Linked DNA regions of Homo sapiens: regions 1 and 3 are each linked to region 2. A link is a loop called in an ENCODE intact Hi-C map of the cell type or tissue named here. Cell type or tissue: gastrocnemius medialis. All regions are shown on one strand. Links, peaks and the distances in the headings refer to the core of each region. The heading gives the core; the rest is flanking DNA. Region 1 has its middle 51 kb from the start of SLC16A10. Region 2 overlaps SLC16A10 (solute carrier family 16 member 10). Region 3 overlaps SLC16A10 (solute carrier family 16 member 10).

Region 1 (9,009 bases), core at 166-2,665, 180 kb before region 2:
ATGGTCGCTCACACCTATAATCCCAGCACTTTGGGAGGCCAAGGCGCACAGATCGCTTAAGCTCAGGAGTTCGAGAACAGCCTGACCAACATGGCAAAATCCCATCTCTACTAAAAATACAAAAATAAACCGGGCACAGTAGTACACGCTATTTATTGCAGCTACTCAGGAGGCTGAGGCAGGAGAACCGCTCGAACTCAGGAGGTGAAAGTTGCAGTGAGCTGAGATCACGCCACTGCACTCCAGCCTGGGCGACAGAGTGAGACCCTGTCTCAAGAGAAAAAGAAAAGAAAAGAAAAATTTGAATGAGGAGATGGGAAGAAACCTCAGATACAATTCTAAGGAATTTGAGGTTAGGATTTTTTAGGGTTTTAGAGATTGTTAATTGATGAAAGAGTGCAAAGTGAAGTCATAGGACAGGGAGATGAAGAAACTATTCTCATACTGATCCCCTTCCTCTGGTGGGATCTTCAAGCTGGTTGGCATCAGCTGTTTTGTTGGAATTCGGGGTCTGAAAAACATCTGTTTGTTTTTGTTTTTTTGAGATAGGGACTTGCTCTGTCACCCAGTGTGATTATAGCTCACTGCAGCCTCGAACTCTTTGGGCTCCAGCAGTCCTCCAAACTCAGCCTCCCAAATAGGTAGAACTACAGGCGCGCACTACCAGGGCCAGCTAATTTTTTAATATTTTTGTAGGAAGATACGGGGTCTTGCTATGTTCCCCAAGCTGGTTGAACTCTGCCTCAAGCAGTCCTCCCATCTCGGCCTCCCAAAGTGCTGGGATTTCAGGCTCTCGCCACCATACCTGGCCCTGAAAAACATTTTAAGTGATCCTTAAACAAAAGTGTTATGATCTAATGTTCAGAGACCCTGTAGGAACAATGGGGATGCAAGTCAATTCTTAGTCTTATGACCCTGATGTCAGAAATCCTGTCCATCATACAGTGGGGATGCAGATGGTCAGTATCTAGTGCTATGTGATTTAGCAACAAGGAAGTGGGCCAAAGGGCAGCTTGATTAATGATAAATTATAACTACATTTCTGGCCAGAACCTAACATGCAATTCTTGTCGACCCTGTGAGGGTGGTTTCAGAATTTATAAGTTCAGACATACATGCAGACTGGGTGGTCTTCGGAATGTCTGAAGAACAAAGAAAAGGCCAGAGGTTTTATTAAAAAGGAGAAATGTTATGTATTGCTCTTTGAGAAAGTTCGTTGGCACTGTGGGTTTGGGGAGCTGGGAGCTCTGATCGGTGAGCAACAGCAGAGGGCAAAATTAGTCCTAGAATTGTAGCAAGTTATCTCAGAAGCTATAGATAAAACTGGTTTCAGCTTACAACAAGCAGCTTCAGCAGCCAGGCTTGCAAAGAAAGTCTATTCTTGGAGCAATGCTTTGGTACCCTGAATGTTTTTCCTCCTAGCTTCTTGACTCTGTTTTAGTTGGATCTGACAAGAATGACCCAATTCTTATGGTTCAACTTTCACAGGACAATAACCAATCACTCCACATTTATCAAGCATTATTATGTTTCAGGCATTGGGAATAACACCTGACACTGTATATGTTTACAATTTAGAAAGCATTTTCTTTCTTTCCTTTTTGTTTTTCTTTTTCTTTTTTCTTTTTTTTTTTTTTGAGACAAGTCTTGCTCTGTCACCCCAGGCTGGAGTGCAGTGGCACGGATCTTGGCTCACTGCAACCTCCGCCTCCCAGGTTCAAGTGATTCTCCTGCCTCAGCCTTCTGAGTGGCTGGGATTACAGGCGCCCACCACCATGCCTGGCTAATTTTTGTATTTTTAGTAGAGATGGGTTTTTGCTATGTTGGCCAGGCTGGTCTGGAACTCCTGACCTCAGTTGATCTGCCCGACTCGGTCTCACAAAGTGCTGGGATTACAGGGGTGAGCCACCACACCAGGCCAAGCATTTTCTTTCAAATACAAGGAATATTTTTCTGATTTAAAAAAAAAAAACGAACTTTTTTTCTGATAATCAAAGGGAAAGTTGCAAAGATGAAAATAAAAGTCATCTGTAATCTCAGGTAATACCAGGTAATTAACATTTTGCTGTATTTCTTACCACTGAAAAAAATGCATAGTTTTAAGCTGGGTGTGGTGGTGAGCATGTAGTCCCAGTTAAGTGCCCAAAGGGTTCACTTTACCGGCTGCCTAGACAGAGTCGATTTACCAAGACAGGGGAATTGCAATGGACAAAGAGTAATTCACGCAGAGCCGGCTATGTGGGAAACCAGAGTTTTATTATTACCCAAATCAGTCTCCCTGAGCATTTGGGGATCAGAGTTTTCAAAGATAATTTTGCGGGTAGGGGCTTGGGAAGTGGGGAGTGCTGATTGGTCAGGTTGGAGATGGACTCACAGGGGGCGGAAGTGAATTTTTCTTGCTCTCTTCTGTTCCTGGGTGGGATGGCAGAACTGGTTGAGCCAGATTGCCGTCTGGGTGGTGTCAGCTGATCCATCGAGTGCAGGGTCTGCACAATAGCTCTGATCGTAGGTTTCACAATGGTGATATTATCCCCAGGAGCAATTTGGGAAGGTTCAGACTCTTGGAGCCAGAGGCTGCATGACCCCTAAACTGTAATTTCTAGCCTTGTAGCTAATTTGTTAGTCCTGCGAAGGCAGACTGGTCCCCAGGCAAGAAGGGGGTCGTTTCAGGAAAGAGCTATTACCAATTTTGTTTCTAGAGTCAAACCATGAACTGAATTCCTTCCCAAAGTTGGTTCAGCCTATGCCCAGGGATGAACAAGGACAGCTTAAAGGTTAGAAGCAAGATGGAGTTGTTTAGGTCTGATTTCTTTCACTGTCATAATTTCCTCAGTTATAATTTTTGCAAAGGGGATTTCGCCAGCTACTCAGGAGACTGAAGCAGGAGAGTTCCTTAAGCCCAGGTGGCCTTAGTATGCTATAATCATGCCTGTGAATAGCCACTGTACTCCAGCCTGAGTAACATAGCAAGACCTTGTCTCTAAAAAAATAAAAATAGGACCAGGCACGGTGGCTCACACGTATAATTTCAGGAGTATTGCTTGTGGCCAGAAGTTCAAGACTAGCCTGGGCAACATATCAAGATCCTGTCTCTACAAACAATTTAAAAACTTAGCCAGGCATAGTGGTGCATGCCTATAGTCCTGGCTACTCTGGAGACTGAGGCAGGAGGATCATTTCAGCCCATGAGTCTGAGACTGCAGTGAGCTGTGGTTTTGCCACTGCACTCCAGCCTCGGTGATTGATAGAGTAAGACACTGTCTCTAAAAAATATTTAAAATATATATCTTTTAAAAAACCCCAAATTTAAAAATAAAACTATGGGGTTGGGCACGGTGCCTCACGCCTATAATCCCAGCGCTTTGGGAGGCCGAGGCGGGCGGATCACTTGAGGTCAGGAGTTTGAGACCAGCCTGGCCAACATGGCAAAACCCCATCTCTACTAAAAATACAAAAATTAGCCAGGAATGGTGACACGCACCTGTAGTCCCAGCTACTCAGGAGGCTGAGCCAGGAGAATAGCCTGAACCCTGGAGGCAAAAGTTGCAGTGAGTCTAGATCATGCCACTGCATTCTATCCTGGGCAACAGAGAATGAGACTCTGTCACAATCAGTCAATAAATCAATCAACAAAATACATAAAATAAAACTGTGGTCTTATTTTGAGTTCTGCTTTTTTATTTTTAAATACATATATAGCTAAAACCTACATGTATGGAAGTGTTCATAAGAGCAAAACATGACGAATTTTTACCAAGTGAACACACTTGCATAATTATCCAGATCAAGAAATAGAAATAATATCCTAAGTGAATTAACGTAAAGGAACAGAAAACCAAATACCACACTTGTAAGTAGGAGCTAAACAATTGGTACTCATGGACATAAAGATGGCAACAGTAGATACTGGGGACCGACTACTAGCGGGGAGGGAGAAAGGAGGCCAAGGGTTCAGAAACTATTGGGTACTGTGCTCAATACCTAGGTAATGGGATCACTCATACCCCAAACTTCAGCATCATGCAACATACCCAGGTAACAAAACTGTACATGTACCCCCTTTATCTAAGTGGGAAAAGAAAAAGAAATAGAAATATTGTAAAGACCGACAGAAGTCCCCTTGTACCTGCTCCCATCATTGGCCCTTGCCCAAGGGTTTACTAGGTGCTCTGCCCTTTATTTTTTTTAAGACAGATTCTCACTCTCCCTGGCTGGAGTACAGTGGCATGATCACAGCACACTGCAGCCTCAACCTCCCAGGCTTAGGTGATCCTCCCACCTCAGCATTCCTAGTAGCTCGGACTGCAGGCATGTGCCACCGCCCAGCTAATTTTTTACAACAGAGGTCTTGCCATGTTGCCCAGGCTGATCTTGAACTCCTGGGCTCAAGCAATCCTCCCGCCTCAGCTTCCCAAAGTGCTGGGATTACAGGTGTGAGCCATTGTGCCTGGCCTGCCCTGCTCTTTGAAATCAATGTTATATGTAAGCAGTTTCTTGTGTCATTAGTTATTTTTTAAACACTATTTTTGATGGCTCTGTAATATTTGATTACGTGGATATGTTATTTATTTTAGTCATTCTATTGTTGGGCATTAATGGCATTTCCTGTTGATATTATTATAAATAATATGATAAGCACAATCTTTTTTTCTTTTTTCTTTTTTTTTTTTTGAGATGGAGTCTTGCTGTGTCACCCAGGCTAGAGTGCAGTGGCATGATCTCGGCTCACTGCAACCTCCGCCTCCCAGGTTCAAGCAATTCTCCTGCCTCAGCCTCCCAAGTAGCTGGGATTACAGGCGCCCGCCACCACACTGGGGTAATTTTTGTATTTTTAGTAGAGGCAGGGTTTCGCCATGTTGGCCAGGCTGATCTCGAACTCCTGACCTCATGATCCGCCCACCTTGGCCTCCCTAAGTGCTGGGATTATAGGCGTGAGCCACCATACCCGGCTGATAAGCGCAGTCTTTTTTTGAAAGTGCTTTCACATGGTATTTTCAGTTGATATTTAAAATATTCCATAAACTGAATAGTGCAGGTGGTATTTTATACAATTTCCAGTCGAGAAAGCAGAGGCTTGGATTAAGTAAACTTGTCCAACGTTACACAACTTAAAGAGGTAAATCTGGGCCTAGAACTCAAGTCTTCTAATTCCTAATCTAGTGGATTCTCAGCAAGATGTCTTAAGTGTCTCACAGTATTCATGTGAATCACATGGAGAAATGATGTAACTAATCAGCACCCAGGCCAATTCATAGCAATTTAAACAACTACACCCAAAGGATATTGATGAATGATGAATACATCCATGGCATCCAGAAAGCAGATCTTTACTGACAAGCCTCAGGGCTGCTATTGACCTTTGTCTCTTTAAACGGTGTTCTTCCACTTTCATGAAGACAAAAAAAAGACACAAAGAAAAGTTCAGAACCTGGGGGAGAAATATACACATAGTTAGGATAAAGGAGACTGTTCTACAGTTGGGAAATGCCCCTGGAGGCAAACCCAGTGTCAGACATCCATGTAAGCCTGCTGCTGAAAGGTCCCCCTAAATTTAAGCTGCACTGTCACAGAAGTAGAACATTCAGGCTGATTAAAATCATTTGTATGAGATTTTTTGAAGTCTAAAAACAAGAAATCCTGATTCAAATGTACAGTAATAAAAAAGTGGAAGTAACAGGGACCCAATATACTCTAACCTGTTCATATCATAATATTGCTTTCATTTCTGGGCACCACCCTTGGAGAAATTGAGCTACTTGGTAATGGCGAAGGTAATGAAAAATCTTGAAACCTTGTCAGATTAGGCAGGGATCATTTACCTGGAGAAAAAAAGTATTTACTGAACAAAATTTGATTCCATCAACTTAATTGGAGTATAATTTACATAAATTTATTAAAATTGTTTATTTTTAAAATAGAGAAAACGTCTTACTATGTTGCCCATGCTGGTCTCGAACTGCTGGGCTCAAGTAATCCTCCTACCTCAGCCTCCCAAAGTGCTGAGATTACAGATGTGAGCCACTGTGCCTGGCCTAATTTATGTACAATTAAATGCACCTGTTTAAAGTATATGATTTGGTGAGTTTTGACGTTTGTGAACACCTACGAAAACACTGCCACAATCAAGAGGCAGAATATTTTCATCTGACCCAAAAAATTCATACCTGTTTATTTCCCTCTACCCCATGTCCCGGGCAACCACTGATCTGCTTTTTGTCTCTAGAAATTAATTTATGTTTAATGGAATTTTGTATAAATGGAATGAAAGAGAAGAACTCTTGTGACTCGCTTCTTTCACTCAGCATGAATATTTTGAAGTTCATGCGTGTTGCTACATGTATCTGTAGTTGGTTGCTATAGGTAGTAGTCCATAATATGGATTTCTTATAGATTTTTAATATATTCATCTGTTTATGGACACTTGGGTTGCTTTTACTTTTTGGCTGTTACAAAAAAAGATGCTATGAATATTTGTGCTGCAAGTCTTTGTATGGTGAAGTGATTTCATTGCTTTGGGGTAGTACCTAGGAATAGAATGCCTGGGTCACATTAGGAACTGAATGAACAAGAGACAGGTTCCCAGTCCCCAGAAGGCTCGCTTTCTAGTGGAGGGAAAGAGGTGGTAAAACATATAAACAAATAGAATACATTCAGAAAGCGATAAGTGATATAAGAACAATATAAGAGGCCGGGCACAGTGGCTCACGCCTGTAATCCCAGCACATTGGGAGGCCAAAGTGGGTGGATCACCTGAGGTCAGGAGTACGAGACCAGCCTGGCCAACATGGCAAAACCCCATCTCTACTAAAAGTACAAAAATTAGCTGGGCATGGTGGCGGGCGCCTGTAATCCCAGCTACTCAGGAGGCTGAGGCAGGAGGAACACTTGAACCCGTGAGGCAGAGGTTGCAGTGAGCTGAGGCCGTGCCACTGCACTCCAGCCTGGGCGACAAGAGTGACACTCCATCTCAAAAACAACAACAAAAAAAGAACAATAAAAGAGTAGACAGAGAGCGACTCAGGAGGGGCTACTTTAACATGAATGGCAAGGGAAGAGCTCTTTGAAAGGCAATATATGGGCTGAACTGAGTCCTGAATATCAAGAAGTTGTTAGTATGTGAAAATTTGGGAGAGCACACTTCAGAACTGCCAATGTCAAGTCCTTGAGGAAGGAAAGCATTTGACTTAAGGATGTAATAGTTGTCACCAGACATTTGAAGGAAAACCAAGTGGAAAAGGAATTACACTTATTCTAAGAAATTTAGAGGCATATTTATGACTTATGAGTGAAAGTGAGATGGAGAAAGTTTTCAGTTCAGTCTAACCTTTTTGTGGGTAGAGCTACTCATGACTGAAATGAGTTGCCTGGGGAGGCAGTGAGGCTTCTGCGATTGGACATAGACAAGAGAGATACTAGAGAGAGGAATATGGCTGAAGGCAGGAGACGAGACCAGATGCACTCCCCAGCTGAGATTCTGTGATTTGGGGACTTCTGGGGATAGGAAAATGACCAGGTTTTAAGTTATTTTTTGTTGTTGAGGTTTCATTTTCTTTTTTCCTTTTTATAAAAAAAAAAGATGTTTTCTACCAATATAAATAAGAACTACAACTAGATGGACCTGGAACCAGACTTGTGATTTTGAGTTCTCAAAATGAATTATTGAGCAAATATAAATCTAGCCTAGAAACCAACTGTTGTAATTTTGAATGAATTTATAAGGCAACTGATTAAAAAACAAAATATATTTTTTCTACTTTCTATTTTTAACAATAAGCACTTGGAACATGTTCAAGATTTTTGGCCAGGCACGGTGGCTCACGCCTGTAAACCCAGCACTTTGGGAGCTGAGGTGGGCGGATCACCTAGGTCGGGAGTTCAAGACCAGCCTGACCAACATGGTGAAACCCTGTCTCTACTAAAAATGCAAAAATTAACTGGGTATGGTGGCGCACACCTGTAATCCCAGCTACTCGGAAGGCTGAGGCAGGAGAACCACTTGAACCCAAGAGGCAGAGGTTGCAGTGAGCCGAGATCACGCCACTGTACTCCAGCCTGGGCGACAGGGCGAGATTCCGTCTCGAGAGGGAGAAAAAGAAAAAAAAAAGAAAACATTCAAGTGTTTATTAAAAGGCTGAGAAAAGAAGAATGTTAGGCCAGATGCGGTGGCTCACGCCTGTAATCCCAGCACTTTGGGAGGCTGAGGCGGGCAGATCACAAGGTCAGGAGTTCAAGACCAGCCTGGCCAACATGGTGAAACCCCGTCTCTACTAAAAATACAAAAATTAGCCGGTTGTGGTGGCGCATGCCCGTAATCCCAGCTACTCAGGAGGCTGAGGCAGGAGAATCGCTTAAACCCGGGAGGCGGGGGTTGCAGTGAACTGAGATTACGCCACTGCACCACTCCAGCCTGGGCGATAGAGTGAGACTCCATCTCAAAAAAAAGAAGAAAAAGAAAAGAAGAATGTACTATTCTCTTTCAGTCAAATGACATAGTCTATAGTTAGTGTATAAGAAAGTGTGAGAAAATTTGTTTTGTTTATTTTGAGATGGGATCTTACTCTGTTGTCCAGGCTGGAGTGCAGTGGCATGATTACCGCAGACTTGACCTCCTGGGCTCAGTCAATTCTCCCATCTCAGTCTCTCAAATACCTGGGACTACAGGCACGCACCACCACACCCAGCTATGTTGCTCAAGCTGGTCTCAAATTCGTGGGCTCAAGTGCTCTGCCCACCTCGACATTGTAAAGTGCTAGGATTACAGGCATGAGGCACCATGCCTGGCTGAGGAAATGTTAATAATAAAAATGGGGGAAGCTGAGCACAGTGGTGCGAGCCTGGTAGTCTCATCTACTTGAGAAACTGAGACAGAAGGATCACTTGAGCCCAGGAGTTTGAGCCCAGCCTGGGCAACATAGCAGAACCCCATCTCTAAAAAAAAAGAAGGGGTGATAATCCATCATTTACCTAAATCAGCCCATTTACAAATAATAACACCAGCCTGGACAACAC
Region 2 (10,070 bases), core at 2,612-5,111:
TCTCATGTGCATTGGCGTCACTTCAGGAGTTGGACGACTGCTCTTTGGCCGGATTGCAGATTATGTGCCTGGTGTGAAGAAGGTTTATCTACAGGTACTTTTTTACACCTTTTTTCCCCTATCAAAAATTACTCTCATCACCCGATGTCTCATTAAATGTACTTACATGCTTAAATTCTTTTTTTTTCTTTCCTTTTTCTTTTTGAGATGGAGTTTCGCTCTTATTGCCCAGGCTGGAGTGCAATGGCACGATCTCAGCTCTCTGCAACCTCCACCTCCCGGGTTCAAGGGATTCTCCTGCCTTAGCCTCCCAGGTAGCTGGGATTACAGGCGTGTGCCACCACACCAGGCTAATTTTTGTATTTTTTTAGTAGAGATGGGGTTTCTCCATGTTGGTCAGGCTGGTCTTGAACTCCTGACCTCAGGTGATCTGCCCGCCTCGGCCTCCCAAAGTGGCTTAAATTCTTCTATAAAAATGAGAAATATTTTCTACAACATAACTTCTATAGGCAGTTTTTCAAGGACAAAATTAGTTATTAGTTTGGGTTTTAAACATGAGAAATTGGCAATGAAACAACAATTTCTTTGTTTTGTCGTGGAACTCCACCAAACCAGAATGGTTTTCATCCATTGCTTTTTCTATGAAGAATGTTTTTTGGTGTAGTTCTCATAGTCATGTGCAGATCCTGTGCCCTTTGCATGTCTTATGAAATTTGGTTGTGTGTGTGACTTTTCAGCTTCTTTACTGCAAATTGCCTCCTCGTGTTTTGGGGTGAGCATAAACAAATGCTAATTCCAAGATCATTGCTGACAATCAACAGAACAGGTATTGAAGTGACTCCTTCATGCCACACACTCTGCTAAATGCTGAAGACTTAAGTGAAACATGGTCTGTGCCCTCACCTAGTAGCTAATGGTCTCATGGGAGAAGATAAAGCAGTGTTGCAGCACAGTGGAATAACGGGTTTGCTAGATGAGTGCCATAGCAACACAGGCACCATGCATCTGAGTCACTAGTGAAGGGCTGAGCAGAGTTAAGAGGTGAGGACCAAGTGTGTAGATAAGGGAGACAGAGAAGCATGCTCCGAGCAGAGACAAACACATGGGAAACACCTCCCACACTGTGGAGGTGTGACATGGGATGTTATATCTGGGAAACAAATGTTTGAATGGAATAAAGGGAGAATAGTGGATGGATTGGTTGGGGGGATGGACAGGAAGCAGCTTGGGAAGGGCGGTTATGTACATGAGCTCTATCCTGCAATCTACTAGGAGCTATTAAAGGATTTTAAGCCAGAGAGTGACATAAATTGGGGTGGCGGGGGTTGGTGTTTTTTGGTTTTTTGAGGCAAGGTGTCACTCCGTTTCCCAGGCTGGAGTACAGTGGTGCCATCACAGCTCACTGCAGCCTCAACATCCCGGGCTCAAGCAATCCTCCCACCTCAAACTCCTGAGTAGATGGGACTACAGGTGCGTGCCACCATGCCTGGCTAATTTTTGTTTTTTTGTTTTTTTTCTGTAGTAACAGGGTTTCGCTGTGTTGCCCAGGCTGGTCTCGAACTCCTGGACTCCAACGATCCACCCATTTCAGCCTCCCAAAGTGCTGGGATTACAGGTGTGAGCCATGCCCAGCCTGAGTTGTGTTTTATAAAGATCAATTTCGGCTGTGCGTGGTGGCTCATGCCTGTAATCCCAGCACTTTGGGAGGCTGAGGCAGGTAGATCACCTGAGGCCAAGAGTTTGAGATTAGACATGGTGAAACCCCGTCTCTACTAAAAATACAAAAATTATCCAGGCATGGTGGCACATTCCTGTAATCCCAGCTACTCAGCAGGCTGAAGCAGGAGAATCACTTGAACCTGAGAGGCAGAGGTTACAGTGAGCTGAGATTGTGCCACTGCACTCCAGCCTGGGTGACAGAGCAAGACTCCATCTCAGAGAAAAAAAAAAAATCAATCTGGTAACTGTGAAGAGTGGAATGGAGTGGAGGAGGGGACAAGAGTTGAGATAGTCACAAAAGGCCACATACTGAATGATTCCATTTATATGAAGTGTCCAGAATAGGAATCTCTGTCTCTTTCCATAGAGAAAGAAGGTAGATTTGTGGTTGTAGGGGCTAGGGAAAGGAGGGAATGGGGAGTAACTGCTACTGTGTTTCTTTGTGGGGTAATGAAAATGTTATAAAATTAGATAGTGATGAAACTCACTGAATTGTGCACTTTAAGTGGGTGAATTTCATAGAATATGAATTATATCTCAATAAAGCTATTTTTAAAAAGGCCAGGCATGGCAGCTCATGCCCATAATATCAACACTTTAGGAGGCTGAAGCAGGAGGATCACTTGAGGCCAGTTCGAGACAATCCTGGAACCATAGTGAGACCTCATCTCTACCAAAAAAAAAAAATTGTTTTAAGTTAGCCAGGCACGGTGGCACATGCCTATAGTCTTAGCTATGCAGGAGGCTGAGGTGGGAGGACTTTGAGCCTAGGACTTTGAGATTACAGGGGAGTATGGTCATGCCACTGTACTCCAGCCTAGGTGACAGAGTGACACCATGTCTCTAAAATTTAGAGAAAAAGAGTAGAGGTCCAGGGACTAGTTGGAAACTATATTAAAGTAGTCTAGGCATCTAGGCAGGAAGAACCAAGGCAGAGATACTGAGATCAAATGGAATAAGCTAGGGACATAGAGAATGAGAATTTGATGAAGCCACTTAGGCTGGATCTGAGATTTGTGGCTCAGGTAATGGAGTAGATGATTTTGCCATCTTATCAAGATCAATATGCAGTAGATCTAAGTATGATGATGAATTGGGGTTTTTTAAATTAAAAAAAAATTTTCACCCAACCTACCTGCCCTTGCCCCAGTGATGAGTTTGTTTTTGCCATGTTGTTTGTGATGCCTGTAGGAAAGCCAAGTAGTGTTTAGAGCTCATGGAAGAGTCTGGATAAGAGGCCTGTGGGTTAAGAGGCCTGTGGGTTAGGAAGCCTGTGGGTTTGGCATTCATGGGCTGCATGAAGTAAGTGGAGGACTAAGGAGATGGAAAGGGAGTGGCCAGATAGGCAGGGGGAAAACAGGGATGAGAGTGTTTCTAGGGGCAGGAGTGGTCAGCAGTGTCAGTAGCTAGTGACAAAGAGGCTGAAAGGTTTTCATTGAATTTAGAATAGGGAGGCTATGAGTGAGCTTACAGAGAATGGTTTCTACAGGTGCAGAAAATTGATCATGATCATTTGAACAAATGGAAATATAGACAACTTTGTCCAAATGCTTGGCTGTGGAAGGAAGGTAAAGGCAAGCCACAAGGGGGGGTCTTAGGTTTTGAGGATTAAGCCTGTCTAATTATATTATACATGAGAGGCAGTATTTGAGCAGGGCCTTGAAAAAGAGGTGAAATTTGGACACAGGAAAATGATTGGAAAAGGCATTACAGATAAAGTTAACTTCCATTAATTGACTTGAAGTAATAACAGTCAACCATTTATTGAGGACTTTCATGTGCCAGACAATGAACTAAGGGCTCTACATGCATTATCTCATTGATCCTTGCCCCAGCCCTTTAAGAGAGGAGGTACCATTGTTATTTCCACTTAGAGATGTGAACACTGAGGAACTGAGAGGCTACCTCACTGTGGGTGTCTGTGTGTATAGAGGTCCAGGCAGTCACAGGACAGTCTGGTCACACAGCTAGAAGGAAGTGAAGAGAGTTGGTAATGTGCTGCTTTTAAAAATGTATTTATTGTATCATGATCACTTTGTCAGTACTTCACTGTGGACATCCTCATCTAACATTTAGTTTTGTTCTCTAGTGTCAAGGGAGCCCTCTAATGGACATTTATTGCACTACAGACTTTCAGCTTTCATACATTCAAAAATTGAGTGCCTCCTGTGCCCCAAGCACCAGCTCAGATGCTGTTAGGGTGATGCAAACAAGACAGACATGGTCCCTGAGTTCCTAAAGCAAGCCTGAGGCAGGAAGAAGCCGAATGTGTGTGGAAACCCAAGAAGATGGGGAAAGTGGCATGGGAAGGGACTGGAAAGTTAGAGTGGGTCAGATTAGACAGAGCCTTGAAAGCCAGGATGAAGAGACTTTGCTTTAAGAGTAGTGGATTTTGGCCGGGCGCAGTGGTTCACGCCTGTAACCCCAGCACTTTGAGAGGCCAAGGCTGGCGGATCACGAGGTCAGGAGATCGAAACACAGTGAAACCCCATCTCTACTATAATTACAAAAAATTAGCCAGGCTTGGTGGCACGCGTCTGTAGTCCCAGCTACTGGGGAGGCTGAGGCAGGAGAGTCGCTTGAATCTGGGAGGCAGAGGTTGCAGTGAGCCGAGATCGCACTACTGCACTCCAGCCTGGGTGACAGAGTGAGACTCCGTCTCAAAAAAAAAAAAAAAAAGTAGTGGACCTTTGTTGGAGGACGTAGGTCTGATTTTGTTTTTAAAGTCACTGTGGTTGTTCTGTGTTTGGAGGATGGATTACAGGGAGGGAAACAAGAGTGCAAGAGGGGAGGAAGACCTGTTAGGAGATCAATTCAGGGTCCAGGTGAGAGATGATGGACTATGGTGCTGTAATAGATAAAGTCATGATATATTTTATATATCAGCATTTTATTCCAAAACAATGTTTGAACGTCCTCCTACCCTAGATAGGGCAGACAGATTATCTGCAACATTTTTGGAGCACATTTTAATACCTGACTGTTTCCAGTAATTTACAAAAGAAAATATAGCCTTTCCTAACTTGTCCCATGTTGGTCTGCAGTTACACAGCAGTAAGTTAAAAGTTAGTATTGGGGGTCAAATATTTCACTTTAGATGAAAGTTTAGCCACAATCTGGCTTCTGTTAGGCCTTATCTAATTTTTGCATCCAAATGTAGAGCATCGTTTGTGGCACCCAGTAGCACATGCTGAGTCACAGGTGTGACAGCTGCATTTCAAACAAGCCTGAGAAGGAGAAAGAAAGCCCTTCAGTGTGTCCTGTGGTTGCGAGGAGCCACTCACGGACTCCACCTTGTGAACACAGCGGCACAGGACGCAACACAGGCCTAACCCATGCAGGATGCTGGACTCGTTCCCTTATTCACTACCTCCTCTCTCTCCTTTTTCATGGCTTCCTTGCCCCAACATCCCAAACACACAGTGTGGTTTTTGATTCTTGGCTCTTCTCTGCTGCAGTTGACTCCAGCTCTGCCTGTTTGTTCCTTCCTTTTTCTCCATCCCTGGCTCTCTGCCTTTTGGCCCATCCTTTAAGGCTTGGAATGCTCCTGGGCTTACCTTCTTTCCATTCATTGGTGGTGTGTTTTCTCAGACATACCTGCTCCCTGCTTTCATCTTTCAACTTCTTGGGGCTGTGACAACTCTTCCCTCTTTGTCCCCTGGAAGCCAGTTCTGAGTAGCAGCCAGGCCTAGAACACTGGTGACACAGACACACTTCATAGCCCTCCCGCATGGTCTAGTTTCAGATCATGGTAATCCCTAGTCTAGGAGGCTGCCGAGCCCAAGAGCACAGGCTCTGGAGTGAGAAGCCAGTTCACCCCAGTTCTACCACCAACTTGAGAATCAGCAGAGGGCTGTGGTGAGGATTCTTGGTGGCAGGTTATGTAAAGTGCCTAGCCCAGACTGGATGATTAATAAATCCTTGCATCTGTTATGTTTTAATATCTTATTAAATACTGAAAGCAGATCCTGATTTGGAATAGGTCTCAAGAAAGGAGACTAGGGTCTAATCCTGAATTAGAGTCTTTGCTTATAGGTAACAAAGAATTTATGAATTTATCTCACATTTTTGCTTAAGAGTTCTGAATTTAAACTTCCATCAAGGTCCTGGGTCCCAGGTGTTTTCAACCTAATAATTCTAAATATTGAGTGGTTGGTTGCAGTAGCTTATGCCTATAATCCCAGCGCTTTGGGAGGCCAAGGCAGAAGGATCCCTTGACCCCAGGAATGCAAGACCAGCCTGGGCAACATAGTGAGACCTCATCTCTACAAAAAATTAAAAAGTTAGCTGGACATGGTGGCCTACACCTGTAGTCCCAGCTACTTGGGAGATTGAGATGGGAAGATTGCTTGAGCTGGGGAGGTTGAGGCTGCAGTGAGCTGTGATCATGCCACTGCATACCAGTCTGGGTGGCAGAGTAAGACTTTGTCTCAAAAAAATAAAAAAATAAAAAAAAATGCTGAGTCAAGTCTACTGCTCCTGCCAGAAGAGATGACTGAAGTGCATTACGTAGAATAATAATGGTTAAAGAAAAGCTTTGCAAAAGTTCCCAGAATATATACTTTATTGGGACAGGAGAAGCTACGTGTGTCGTGGTATCTTTTTACTATTTTCTTAATCTTATAGGCCTGTGTTTCTAGTCACCATTAAATTACTACAGATTTGTGTTTTTAATGTAATATATAAGTGTTTTGGAAGGGTGAGAATATTTCAAAGGTTTGAAAGTTAAAACTGTGTATGAAAGAATTGAAAACTTGGAATTTAGATCACTTTTCCATTGTGTCATATTTCTCTGTGACATGGACATATTGAAGCATGGACATCATGTCCATGCACATAAAGCAGACAACCCAGACAACACACACATGTGCACAGGAACGCTCTGGAAGGATGCAAACCGAACTGTTAAGTGTTGATTCCTGAGGAGGTGAATGGGCATGGGTTGAGAGTGAGAAGAGGTTGTAGGAAGACTTTCATATATTACTGTGTACATTTCTCTAAGGTTTGAATTTTAAAAAATATATTCATGAGTTACTTTTGTAATGTAGAAATATTAATGACTTTCCTATCCATCAGTCTGCCTAAGCTTCCTCTTCCGGTTCAGGTAGAATGAATTGGATCAGTGTTGCTCCATTTTCCATTTTAGCATTTTACATTTGCCTAAAGATATCTTGGGATGAGGGTATATACTTTATCAAATGTAAGCTATTTCCAAAGTAGTAAATCCAAATACTTAACAACTTCCCAGCCTAAGTAAATGATCAGAGGCTCCGTACTCAGTCTCATCTAGACTGTGGCACTGGGTGTGAACGTATCAAATGCATGTTTCTCCATCAGGCAGAAGTGAGAGTAACCATGTGCCATGGAGAAGGTTGACAGACTCCCTGTGAAGCACTTCGAAGTGACACTGGCCTCTGTGTGCTTCAGAAGAATCCAGCCACCTGCTGTGTGGCCTGACATTTTCCTTTAGTTTGTGATGGGCCAGCAGAACTCTGTTGCCAACTGTTTTCTGTCCTGGGTGCCTAGCCAGAGGTTCTGAAAGTCTGGAGACTTTATATGGGCTAAACTTTAGGAACGTCAATTACATGTCTATCTCCAAGATGCCTTCTTTTATTCAGGTGCAGCTCATTGTTTCCTCTTGAGCTACACTTAAGATTCTTGAGCAAAACCTAAACTGACATTTCTCCAGCAATGCTCTCCTTGAGATAGAAATGGGAAAAGTAAGAGCAAAAGGAATCTTTTGTTCTCATGTGCATACACTAACTCATAGAAGGTTAATACTTCTATAGCCTGTACTATTATAACAAGTATTATATATTTATGATATATTTCCTTAAAGAAAACAAAAGCAATATAGACATCTAAACTGTCACTGGCTTATTAAGTGTCAGTGCCAGAGCCTAGGAGAAAATAAGGAGCCTGTGAATTCCTTACTCGAATCTAACCAGAGCTGCTGTGTTTGAGAGCAAGTTTTAAAAGATTGTATGTAATACTAAGTTTATTCATCTTTCACACTGAGTCCCAGCATCACCAGATCAGTATTTGATGCCTGGATCAATCTTTATTCTGGGGAGTGATGAAGCATTGAACCTGCTATATGTATAGTTTGCCGAGCGTCGGCATGTGCTCCTTGTGGCCCAGGCATCCCTGCATATAAGGAATAGGTACGTTCTCACGAGCCTCACCTACTTACCTCCACATTTAGCCAGATTCTGGGTATTAACATCTGCTGGGAAAGAGCATCACTACAGTAGCTACAAATAAGGTGGAAGAAGCAAAGTATTTTTCTGAGAAGTACTTAAAGAATAGATGTGTAAATTTCTATAAACACAAGTCTTAAAGGAAAATGAAAAAATTTTACATTTAAATAACTACATAAATCATTGCCTAATTTTAATAAGAATATAACTTAATATAGCTTGAATGGAGAAAAGGACAACTTGCAGTCAGGGAAAGTATTAAGAAATAATATGCTCAGTCTGGGCGCGGTGGCTCATGCCTGTAATCCCAGCACTTTGGGAGGCCGAGGCAGGCAGATCACGAGGTCAAGAGATCAAGACCATCCTGGCTAACACAGTGAAGCCCCATCTCTACTAAAAATACAAAAAAGTAGCCAGGCGTGGTAGTGGGCGCCTATAGTCCCAGCTACTCGGGAGGCTGAGGCAGGAAAATGTTGTGAACCTGGGAGGCAGATCTTGCAGTGAGTCGAGATCGCGCCACTGCACTCCAGCCTGGGTGACAGAGCAAGACTCCATCTCAAAAAAATAAAAAAAATAAAAAAAAGAAATATTATGCTCAAAATATATAGCAATAAGTTGGAAACTTTTACTTGAATAATTTTTACAAAACTGACCAAAGAACAAAAACGTGAAGAGGCCAAGTTCCAAGACTCATGTTATGTAAATTGTTCTAAAACAACATTAGCACTTAACAAAGTTGAAAAGTTAACAAAGCCAAGTACTGTACTAGGCTTCCAACACTAACTAAGTATAAAATTCCACAGAGCTGGTTTTCTTATCTTTAAAGAAATTTGTTGGCAAGTGGTACTGGTGTTAAAAAAAAAAAAAAAAAAGGAAATATGTACTGACCAAAATAGAAAAAAAATATGAAGCACATTAAAAGAAAAAAATATATATTCCTGAAAACCTTGTATAATTACAGTGGCATGGTTGGGAATGTTTGGTCTATAGTTTTAACAATTAAATCCATTGAATCTGGCCCCGTACCATCCTAAAGTTTTATTCTAGATTCTCTGGAGTTTGTGATTATAGATATGTTTCTAAGATTTAAGTAACTTTCCATGTTTATCTCCTTTTATGTTTGTACATAGAATAAAAATGTTTCTATTGTTAAGAATATTAGAGTTGGACGCAGTGGCTCACGCCTATAATCCCAGCACTTTGGGAGGCCAAAGCAAGTAGTTTGTTTGAGCCCGGGAGTTCAAGAATGGCCTGGGCAACATAGTAAGACCCCATCTCTACAAAAAATAAAAAATTAGCCGGGCATAGTGGCATGTCCCAGCTACTTGGGAGACTAAAGTGGGAGGATCACTTTGAGCCCAGGAGGTTGAGGCTGCAGTGAGCTATGATCGCACCACTGCATTCCAGCCTGGGCAACAAAGTGAGACCTGTTTCAAAAATAAAAAATTGGGGTTTATCTACTTAGATTTTCAATAAAAATTACTACTTAAATCTTTACCTGCTTGTTAATTTCAAACCCTTTTCTACATTTTGATTTATCTTTAAATCTCTTTTTGTCTCAATAAATGGGAAGTATCAGGAAGTCTTTTTACTTGCTCAAGGTCATAGAGAGCTTAGAACCTGGTAGTGTCCCTCTGAGCCCCAGTTCTTTCCAACCTGCCAGGCTGTAGGCCCAACAATTACTCACCACTAAGAAATTATGCTTGTGCTGTCATGGAAGTTGCATTGGAGAAAAGGATATTTAACTGGCAAACAAAAGTCAGGAGAATGGGGAGATTTTGTTCTTTTGAAATGCTAGTGTGAAGTGCTAGGCTTATTTTTCAAATGCCCAACTCGTATTCTTTTCTTTTCTTTTTTTTTTGAGAGGGAGTCTCACACTGTCGCCCAGGCTGGAGTGCAGTGGGGCGATCTCGGCTCACTGCAAGCTCCGCCTGCTGGGTTGACGCCATTCTCCTGCCTCAGCCTCCGAGTAACTGGGACTACAGGCGCCCACCACCACGCCCGGCTAACTTTTTTTTTTTTTTTTTTGTATTTTTAGTAGAGACGGGGTTTCACCGTGTTAGCCAGGATGATCTTGATCTCCTGACCTCGTGATCCGCCCTCCTCAGCCTCCCAAACTGCTGGGATTACAGGCGTGAGCCACCGCGCCCA
Region 3 (10,070 bases), core at 3,186-5,685, 88 kb before region 2:
AAATCTAGTGCACTTTCTGTTATACTTCAAGGAGAGAACTGGAGGGAGAGCGAAGCCAAAATACTGACATTTTAGAGGCTGCTTTTTAAGAAAGGATAGGACATTGGACTTGGTGTCATTATCATGTTAAGTTATAGAATTTTTAAAAACACTACCACTCCAAAACAAAAATAGGTAAAAGATACGAACAGGCAGTTCACCAAAGAAGAAATACAGTAGGCATGAAAGAATGCACAACATAATTTAAGAAATGTAAATAACAAATATCTATTGCTATCTCAAGAGAAAACATTTACTATGAGCTTTATTATTCAAACCATTGGCCTCATAGGGCTTCTTGTTGACAATCTACCCTAATTTTAGGAAATGTAATTATAACATAAAAAAATGAATGCAAATGATAAAAGACGAAGTATAACCCGCTCAATAAATTTTCTGAAAGTTATAGTAGTTTTAAACCTCTTTTTATTCATTCCCTCCAGTTCTGTCTAGCACCTGTAAAGATGAATTATTGGCTGGGTGTGGTGGCTCACGCCTGTAATCCCAGAACTTTGGGAGGCCGAGGCGGGCGGATCACGAGGTGAAGAGATCAAGACCATCCTGGCCAACATGGTGAAACCCTGTCTCTACTAAAAAATCCAAAAATTAGCTGGGCGTGCTGGTGCATGCCTGTAGTCCCAGCTACTTGGGAGGCTGAGGCAGGAGAATTCCTTGAAACTGGGAGGTGGAGGTTGCAGTGAGCCAAGATCGCACCACTGCACCCCAGCCTGGCAACAGAGTGAGCCTCCGTCTCAAAAAAAAAAAAAAAAAAAAAGGTGAATTATCTCAGGTTTTATATGGCATTGATGGACCACTATTGAAGGAAGCTGTGAAGGACTCAAAGCAGTTGAGAATAGGTATCGCCACCTAATTTTACTTGCCTTTCCTGCCACACACAACCAGAGAAGCTGGTTCATCTCTTACTGAGGAAATATTTTCATGCTTATTCAGAAGATTTTGCAGGATCCTCAGGAAGACAAAGCCAAAGAACAAGAACAGTCAAAGTAGGAACAGGACCAAAAGTCTGCACAGTCACTGGAAGGTGTCATGCTGAAGAAGGCAGGGATGGGACTTTGAAATGAGGCCAAGTGCATTTCAGTAACTGAGTGGGTTATCTGTTGTTGGCAAGCAATGTGCCATACCTTTGAAGGGCTAAGCTAGCCCAGGAGTTCTGATAAGAGCTTTGAACTTAATATCGCTGACACAAAAATAGGTCTCCTCAGATCCTATTTGGAGGTAAACCGGGTAAAAGTGATAAATAGTATTGCTTTTTAAAGTTCATTACATATTTTAGAGGTGAGTCAGTCAGACCATATAGAGATGCTTCATTTTAATCCTCTGTAGCAAGAATTGGCAAAAATATTCTCTGTAAAGAGCCATTTAGTAAATATTTTAGAGTAGGCTGCATAGTCTCTTTTGCAGCTACTCAGCTTCATACAACAAGTAAACAAATGAGTGTGACTGTATTTTAGTAAAACTTTGTTAGACGCTAACATTGGAATCTTACACAGTTTTTATATGTTTTGACATATTCTTTTGATTTTTTCCAACCATTTAAAAATGTAAAAAGCATTTGTAGCTTGTGAGGTGTACAAAAATGAGCAGTGGACCATGTTTTGCCTGCAGGGCACATTGTGCTGATCTTTACTCTATAGCATCACTGCCAGTAGAAATATAATGCTAGCCATATGTTATGGACTGAATGTTTGTAACCCCCAAAATCCATATTTTGAAGCTCAAACCCCTGGTGTGGCAATATTTGGAGATGGGACCTTGACAGATGTACTTAAGGTTAAATGAGGTCACAAGGGTGGGGTCCTGGTCAGATAGGATTAGTGTCCTTACAAGAAGAAACACCAGATACACTCATTGAGAAAATGCAGAACATTGTAACCTTACTGGTTTAGAAACCATAATACTGGCAGGCTTGCTGGTCTTCATTTTTATTATTTTGAATGTCTTCTTTCAAGTATTTTATGTATCCAGACCCAATTTGTATGATAAGGGAATTTCTTTCAAACTATTAGGTGAAGTCTTTAATTATGAAGTTGGCTTAAGCCATTAAGTAGTATTAATGGGGACATCCATCTTAGAAATTAACTGGAAATGTAGACTAGAAATATAAAAAAGTGTGGTCATGACTAATGTCTGTATCCATTTCCCAAAAAAGAGATTTGCGTATGTCCTCACATTGCAGAACCACACTGACACTCAGGGAAACATGCTGACGTCATTCTTCCAACATCCTTAGTTTGGATTTCATGAAACATTTTTTTCCATTTCTCCTTTTTCTGTGTTTAGTAATCCTTTCTTGGATTCTTGAAATCAGAGGCACTTATTGGAGTTGATAAATGGCAGTTCTTCATGTCACTGTTTAGAAATTTAACTTAGCTTATGGACTAGTTCAGGCTTAGATAACTCTGGAAGTCTTTGCACTTTCAAATATACTTTTTTATAGTTGAGTTTCTACACAATATAACATTTTATAACTTAAATGGAAGTAAAGTGAAATGCCAAAATGCCAGTTGATTCTGTTAATGTGTGCATCCCTCCATTCCAGAATTCCAAAAATATCAGACATAATGACTTTTATTTGTATTTTATATTATTAGATTTATCAGATATAAAATTGTTCTTTTAAACTGCTATTTCTAAACACTCTTTGTTTCTTTAGTTATCTTGTGAACTGGTAATAGTTTTCAGACTGGTGCCTGTCCATGAACCACTTTCAGCATTGGTCCAGATGACTTTCACTTATACCATGAGCCAGCAGATACTGTAGATTATTTGGCTGTTTTTAAAGAGAACATCATATCATAGTGTTGGTTATTAATATTTGAGCAAGATATTAGGGTTGTCTCGATGTCCCAATCATTGTGGAGTGCTTAGTGTGTGTTTGTTTTTTAAGAATTGACTTGGAAACATTTATCTTAAGGTGTTAGGGTTATTTTTATTCTTTAGTACTAACGGTATAAACTGAATTCCACTGAAATAGAGCTTATTTTGATGTATAATTTTTGAAGTTATTTTTTATAAGTCTGTGGGTAGATAGCAGCCAAGTAGGCACTTTATTTCCCTAATAGAAAAAAATATATATTTTTGTCAAATATTTCTGTTTTATTCATTCATTCAAAGTATATTTGGAATGTTTATTTCCAGGAAATTTTGGAATATACAATACAACCAGCTTCTTATAACTCCACTTTAAGTGAGCCATAGGTCAAATAATGACCAGCAAAATGTAATGACACGTGTGCCTCTTACTCCCTGTTGGAGGAATTGAGGCACTCTGGTAACCCTGTAGGCCTGGATTAGTCCAGTTCATTGGCAGCAGCATTATCCAGATTTTATTGTGGCCGGCAACGGTGGCTCACACCGGTAATCCCGGCACTTTGGGGGGCTGAGTTGGGCCTGTTGCTTGAGCCCAGGAGTTCAAGACCAGCCTGGGCAACATAGGAAACCCTGTCTCTACAAAATATATAAAAATTAGCTGGGCGTGGTGGCGTGTGCCTGTAGTACCAGCTACTTCGGAGGCTGAGGCAGGAGGATCACCTGAGCCCAGAAAGTTGAGGCTGTGGTCAGCTCTGATTATGCCACTGCACCCCAGCTTGGGTGATACAGTGAGACCCTGTCTTAAACAAACAAAAGAGATTGTATTGTGTTTTGAAAAACATAGTTTTTAGAGAAATTCTGTGTTATTCTTCTATTTCCATTACAGCTTGGTTTAAAGAAACTATGGAAAGCTACAGACTAACCTCCTTTTCCTTTGGTTTTTTTTCCATGTTATAGCAGAGAACCAGCCAGGGCCAGATTCCTGGGCTTGTGTCCTCTGCAGTTGCACAGGGCTCTGCTCAGAAGGGTCCCATACTTGGCTTAATGCTCTGCTGTCAGCATCTTGAAAATTTTTAATAATTTTATATTTCATCTTGTTTTGTAAGTTATAAGCCCAGTGGGCCAGTGGAGGCTGTTCTAGGGGTCTGGGTTTGGCTCATGAGAGGTACATCCTTCCCACCTCCCCAGGATGGGCTCTCAGCAGCTGGCTTTCTGTACCCTGGCACCCCAGGCCCTTCTTGGCCCCTACCCCGTGTTCACTGTTGCCCTCACCTTGGGTGATGACTGGGTCACATGGGAGAGGAGGAAACCCATGTTCTGCTGTCACCCTCCACCTCTTGCTGGGTCCTGGGTACAAGCTCAGGGAGGGTTGGGATCAGGCGTCTGTGACTCACAGTGTTGTGGGGAGTGATGGTGGTCATTTTATCCCAGGCTGGCAGCGTGCTGGCATATTGATGAGCAGCTGCTGGCATGATGATTTGTCCTGACCCTGGACCGGACTCTGTATCTTGGCTTTAGTCTAGTCCACTTCTCAGCATTCCTTGGAAGCCCACCTAAACTGCAGAGACAAAGAAGAATATGCTTTGGGATTTTAAAGATGGAACCCCATATGCTATCAATTGGAAAGGAGTTCAGATTCTGGCTGGGCTGAATCACTGATTTTCCAGGCAAGTGGAACTTTAATGACCCACTAGTGCCCTTTGTTCACTGTGGGCTGGCTGGGGAGGAACCCTTGCCTTTAAAGAACCCTGTGCTCTTTAAAGTTTCCAGGGCACAATTGAGATCCTTGAGGTACAGTTCATCCATGCAGACCTAGCACCTGCTTTAGGTAAGGGCTCTTGTTACTTCTTGTTCTTATCGGGTTCTTATGTTCAGCTCAGCTTCCTGCTTCCTCAGAGAGAAGTGGTAGGTTCTGTTTTAGGCTTTTCTTTTTTGGTGGTGGTGGGAGGTGTCAAACCGCATTATTGAGGGGAGTGGGGGTGGTAAAGCAGTGGTGAGGACGATGAGAAGCGACCTCCTTAGCCAGGCCAGGAGCTCACCTCCCAGACCCTGCCCTTCAGGCACTGAAAACTGTTTTAGGCTTTTCTGCATGGTTGGAGTTTACTCTTAGTTGCTGACAGTCACTCATCCCCTGGAGAGGGGTACTGAGCATAATCACTGTTGGTATTTTATTTACTACCAGTTCTTCATCATTACCGAGACTCATTCCATTTGGAAAATAAACATTGCCTCATCTGTTCATGGTATATTTTTACACTTGCCTTTCACTCACATGTTGCATATTAACTGAAAAGATCAGCATGATCTTGGAGCCTAATGTGATCTGGATCTTATTACCATGTATGTTTTTATCGTCAGGTGCTGCTTTGGACTCTGGCCCATTCCTCCCACCTGTCTTCATCCTGTCGGGGTTGATCTCTGCCTGGTTCCATAGTCACTTGGCTTTTGGAGTTTTATTTCTTCTCTAACCCACTCTTCCCTTCCCTGTCAAATATAATTCTCTCATGAGCAACTGTGCCTGATAATCCCAGTGTATAGGCCATAGCTCAGGTTGTTTTAATGCTTGCAAGGAAGTCTCTTCAGATTACTACAGGGTAAAAGAATCCATTCCCTTTCAACCTCTCATTACTTACTGAATCAATTATTTATTTACTTGTGTAATTCACATCCATGCTCAGGTATGTGTTTAGTTTACCTCTGAGACTGTGGCTCCCTCTAGACAAGGGTCTTTGTCTGGTATTAGTCCACTTCCTCAGTGTCTAATTTCATGAGGACAGAATCAGGGCAAGACCTACTGGCTAAGACTTGCTGCTGCCTCAGTTATTTGGTTTACTGTTTAAGCCCTTGAGCCAGGAGGTGACAGTATCTTTTGTGTTCCAAGTCAGATAACCAGTAACAGTAATATTCTGATGTAGGTCTAAGGGGCAATAGGAGCCTGAATCTGAGCCCCTTGGCAGGGATGGTTTCCCTGGGTTACTGGATTTGAGTCTTTGTCTTCCGTAATAGTAACTTCTGTGACCCTTGGCTCAAGGAGTCCTTTCTAACCTAAATGCCCTCCTGAAGAAAGTGCTGATATTCATCAGAAAAAAAAGTAGGGTTTGTGTTATGTTACCATCTGGGAGACATTGGCTTTAATCCTCTCCCCTCTTCTTTTCCTTTTAAAATTTTCAAGAATCCCCAGAATTGAGGGTCAATCCTGGATCAGAAGGGGCAGAAAAGTCAGCCAGTCAGAGGTGAGAAAGGGGTCTTGTGTTCCAGTTGCTCTACTTTAGAGGGCTTGAGGGCCGCATTAGGAGCAAACCAAATACTCTGAGGTCCTAGGAGAAGATTGCTCTAAATCCAGGATGATTTCATCATATGACTTGAGATGGAGGGGTTCTTGATTAGTAATGGGCTTTTTGATTGGCAGGAAGTAGGTAAACTGCAGGCAATAGGATTGGCCATAGAAATATAGGGAACTCTATGCTTTCAACTCTTGTGAAGTTAGGACCAAACCAAATTATTTGGGGTTCATTGGTGGCTAAGAAATTAACTTTTATACTTATAGTTAAAAAAAAAAAACTTAAAGAACTTTTATTAATTCTTCCCCAATAGAGTGATTTTTTTTTTTTTTTAAGAGACGGAGTCTGGCTCTGTTGCTCAGGCTGGAGTGCAGTGGTGCAATCATGGCCACGGCTCACTGCAGCCTTGACCTCCCAGGCTCAAGTGACCCTCCCACCTCAGCCTCCTGAAGTAGCTAGGACTACAGGCGTGCACCACCACACCCAGCTAATTTTTGTATTTTTTGCAGAGATGAGATTTTGTCATGTTGCCCAGGATAGTCTCCAACTCCTGGGCTCGGGCCATCTGCCCGCCTTGGCCTTCCAAAGTGCTGGGATTACAGGCATGAGACACCATGCCCAGCCAGAATGATTTTCCTTTGTTGAATTCTCAAAATTTTATTCTGGCTTAGGTAATTGAGTAGGAATGGCAGAGAGTAATAATTTTCAGTGTAATCTTTAGCATTACATAAACCTCTACAAACATGAAGTAAAAAGTTCTTTACAGACTTTCTATAGGAAAAATAAATGTTTATAGATCTGCTTATCAACTGTTTGTTCTTCCTACCTCTGCATTTTCATCTATTGATAACTGTCAGAGTTCAAGGTCAGTTAATTGTACATTTTCTGGGAGTTTTTCTCACTGTTAATTAGTAAGACTTTGAATCATTAAGTGCTGATGACTACATGGCACAATTCATTAAAGACAGTCATACTTTAACCTTAGTACAGCTATAATGGGACGGTGAAATACAACTAGGAAAGTATCTTATTAAAGTATTTTACATTTTACTAATAAAATTTATTTAAACCCTGAATTAGTGTTTATTTTTGTTTCCGAATTCTCAGTAACATCTCAGTAGATCCGTGAATCCTGCCAAAAGACGTATTTTAATCCAAAGATCTTTCTGCATCTATAATTTACCACACTAAAGCTCACATTATCATTAAAAGCAGCATTATCATTAAATTGTAGACATTTATTAGTTCATCTCCAGGCCTCATGGGAGTGGTTTGGAGTAAACCTTTGTAGAAACAATAATATGTTTTGATAAATGCATATGGGCGTGGAGTGGTTATCACTTACCTCCTCATGAAATTTCTGGAAAGGTGATCCGGAAAACCAGGACACATTTATGGTAAGATATAACACCTTACCATAACGATTAAGGCTCATTGAAAAACTCTGACTTAATGAGTTTACCAAAAAACTGTTCTATCCACATCTCATCAAACCGCCCCTGAAATTCCCTTGCCTCTGTTAAATTTTTCTAGACAGTCTGAATAGAGGCATGTAATTTTTTTGGATTTTTCTGTGGTTAAATAAATATCCTTTACAACTCTCTTTATTCTTGAATATCCATAAGAGTTTATATTTATACTGTATGTTTGTTATTAGGATTCCTTTCAATTGCTATATAAAAAATGTAAAGTCTGTTTACTGCCTTAAACCTTCTGGTGTATTTTTATATAAAGTAACACCCTTAATTCTAACTTGGCCAACAGGTAGGATGGTATTATTATTATCTTCATTGTACAGATAAGGAAACTGAGGCTCAGATTGACTAGATCAAACAGGAGTTTTCTGGAAAACCTAGGACACAAGCCTAAATCTTTGAACTCAAATACTGCTCTACACTGAATTACAGTTATATACTGATTTCTGTTGTAAATTCTTAGAGAAGACAGACATAGAAATTAGTAACTTGAGTCAGTAGCGGCTTTGTTCAAACACAGGCACATGCATATTTTATGGTATATGTTTATATCTGTGTAATACTCATCATAAATGTCAGATTTATAATCGATAGTGCCCATTTCTAAATTTATAGTTGAAACCTCTGATAGGAATTAGGAATTATCTTAAAGTCCTAGAATAATAAATATTAAGATTTTGAAGACTGCTTAAAACAGTGTTCCAGGCTGGATTTTTTCCTTAGTTTTTTTTTCCTTAGTTTTTTACCTTAGTTTTTTCCATGTAATGAATGAGGAGCCATTGGGGTTGGTGTTTGGTTGTAAAGGGCAGGTTGACTTCACCAGGAGGTGTTTCTTGGTATTTATGGATCCTCTTTTTCACACTAATCCTTTGATTAGCTTCTTCTTATAGTTCATGCTTGTACAGTTGCAGCTGAATGGTAAGTAGGTAGAAATATGCATTGACTAATGTTGAACTATATCTAGGAGCGTCATATTCATGCTACTACTGAGCACTGTGACCTAGGTGAAGTGTGAGATTAAAGAGCTTTATTGCTTACCACGTTTCTTTTTGATCTAGTTAGAGTCATGTGAGGCAGTCCATGACTTTTAGGATGTTATAATATAATCCACATAGTACTTTATACTTTTCAATTTGTTTTTATATATTTTTCCTTACTATAAGCCTGTCAAGTCTAGTGAGATGACATGGTTATTAATATATTACAAATGAAGAACTCTGACTTGGAGGTAGTATAGCACTGTGGTTAATAATAGAAGTTCTTATATTTTTATATGAATTATATATTATGAACCAGACCAGAATACTAGCTCTACCAATTACCTAGCTGAGTGATGGTGCAGCAACTTAATCTCTCAAAGCCCTGGTTTTCTCATTGTAAAATGGAGGACCTTATAGGATTGTTGGGTAGCTTAAATGAGATAATAGGTAGAATTAAAAGTAACGGCAAAAACCGCAATTACTTTTGCACCAACCTGATATTTAGAACAGTGGAGGCATATAGTAGGCATTCAATAAATATTGGTAGTATTATTTTCAGAGGTTATTACTCATTTAACTCAACAAAAATTGAGAGCCCCTTTCTATACGCTAGTCATTGTGCTAGGCATCAGGAGCACAGGGCAAACCTGGTAGGGTGCTTACTCTGATGGAATTTACATTTTAGTGGTAGAAATGGTAAATGAGTCAACAAGAATTTTATGGAGTGACAAGGACTTTGAGGAAAGTAAAACGGGACAATGCTTGAGAAGGGTGCTAGTTGGGAAGTCCTATCACACGAAGTGGTATTTGATCTGAGACCTGAGTGACCATAGCCACATGAATACCTGGGGGAATCACTTCCCAGGAGGAAACAGAAGCACAGAAGCCGAAAGGCAGGATCACAGGCGGCACATTTTATTGGTGCAGTGTGGAGGTAGAGGGACTGGATTGTGTAGGGTTTGTAGGCCAGGGTAAAGAGCTTGGATTTCTTCTGAGTGTAGGATTTTGAGCAGGGGAGTGATGTGTCTTATTTTGGGCGGGCGCTAGGCCAGGTACTGTGAAGGAAATAATGGTATAGAAGAAATATGTCTTTCTTGCTAGAATCTTATGTGACATACAACTAGTGGTGGCTGATCAGCAATTAGAACTGCAGTGTTCTTGCTGGTGTACTCCTAATCTGATCATTGGATGATATTTATCACGTATTTTTGCAGCAGTCATCTCTAAAGTGGCATTATGGTTCTAGTTATCTATCATTGGATCTGTTTGCTCTAACAGTCCGAAGGGGCATGAAGGGTGGAAACAGAGTAGAGGGAAATGGGTGAAAAGGCTATTTCTAAACACTAGACACAAAATAGGGATTAGGAAGTAGTGGGGGTTAGGAGAAAAAGCAAAATCCTGTTGTGCATGGAGAGGGACATTGTTGAAACTGTGGCTTCTTGAGATTACATGAGTGAACCTGC

What was found. Hi-C counts contacts between places; a loop is a spot of excess contacts. Peaks named below come from ENCODE experiments on the same cell type or tissue, not always from the same donor. Only the 100,000 strongest peaks of a DNase experiment are listed, where the experiment ranks them.
Region 1: it touches region 2 in a loop (6-fold over the local background); 11 of 110 quality-filtered maps call a loop at or near these places.
Region 3: a loop joins it to region 2, with 2.2 times the contacts of the local background. A loop is called at or near these places in 3 of 110 quality-filtered maps.

What each region holds. Positions count from the first base shown.
Region 1 is chr6:111,031,667-111,040,675 of GRCh38, forward strand. No RefSeq gene overlaps it. Among named protein-coding and RNA genes, the nearest start is that of SLC16A10, 51 kb to the right of the region's middle. In gastrocnemius medialis, for the core only: no CTCF peak of the experiment used is centred there; no DNase peak of the experiment used is centred there; H3K27ac peaks cover 986 bases.
Region 2 is chr6:111,206,642-111,216,711 of GRCh38, forward strand. SLC16A10 (solute carrier family 16 member 10) reads left to right here. Exons shown (of 6, transcript NM_018593.5): 4 at 1-94. Among named protein-coding and RNA genes, the nearest start is that of SLC60A2-DT, 48 kb to the right of the region's middle. In gastrocnemius medialis, for the core only: CTCF peaks have their summits at 3,819 (motif pointing left) and 4,022; a DNase peak (open chromatin) is centred at 4,980; H3K27ac peaks cover 2,247 bases.
Region 3 is chr6:111,117,887-111,127,956 of GRCh38, forward strand. All of the region lies in intron 1 of SLC16A10 (solute carrier family 16 member 10), which reads left to right. Among named protein-coding and RNA genes, the nearest start is that of SNORD166, 9.1 kb to the left of the region's middle. In gastrocnemius medialis, for the core only: no CTCF peak of the experiment used is centred there; DNase peaks (open chromatin) are centred at 4,245, 4,647 and 5,245; H3K4me3 peaks cover 830 bases; H3K27ac peaks cover 2,500 bases.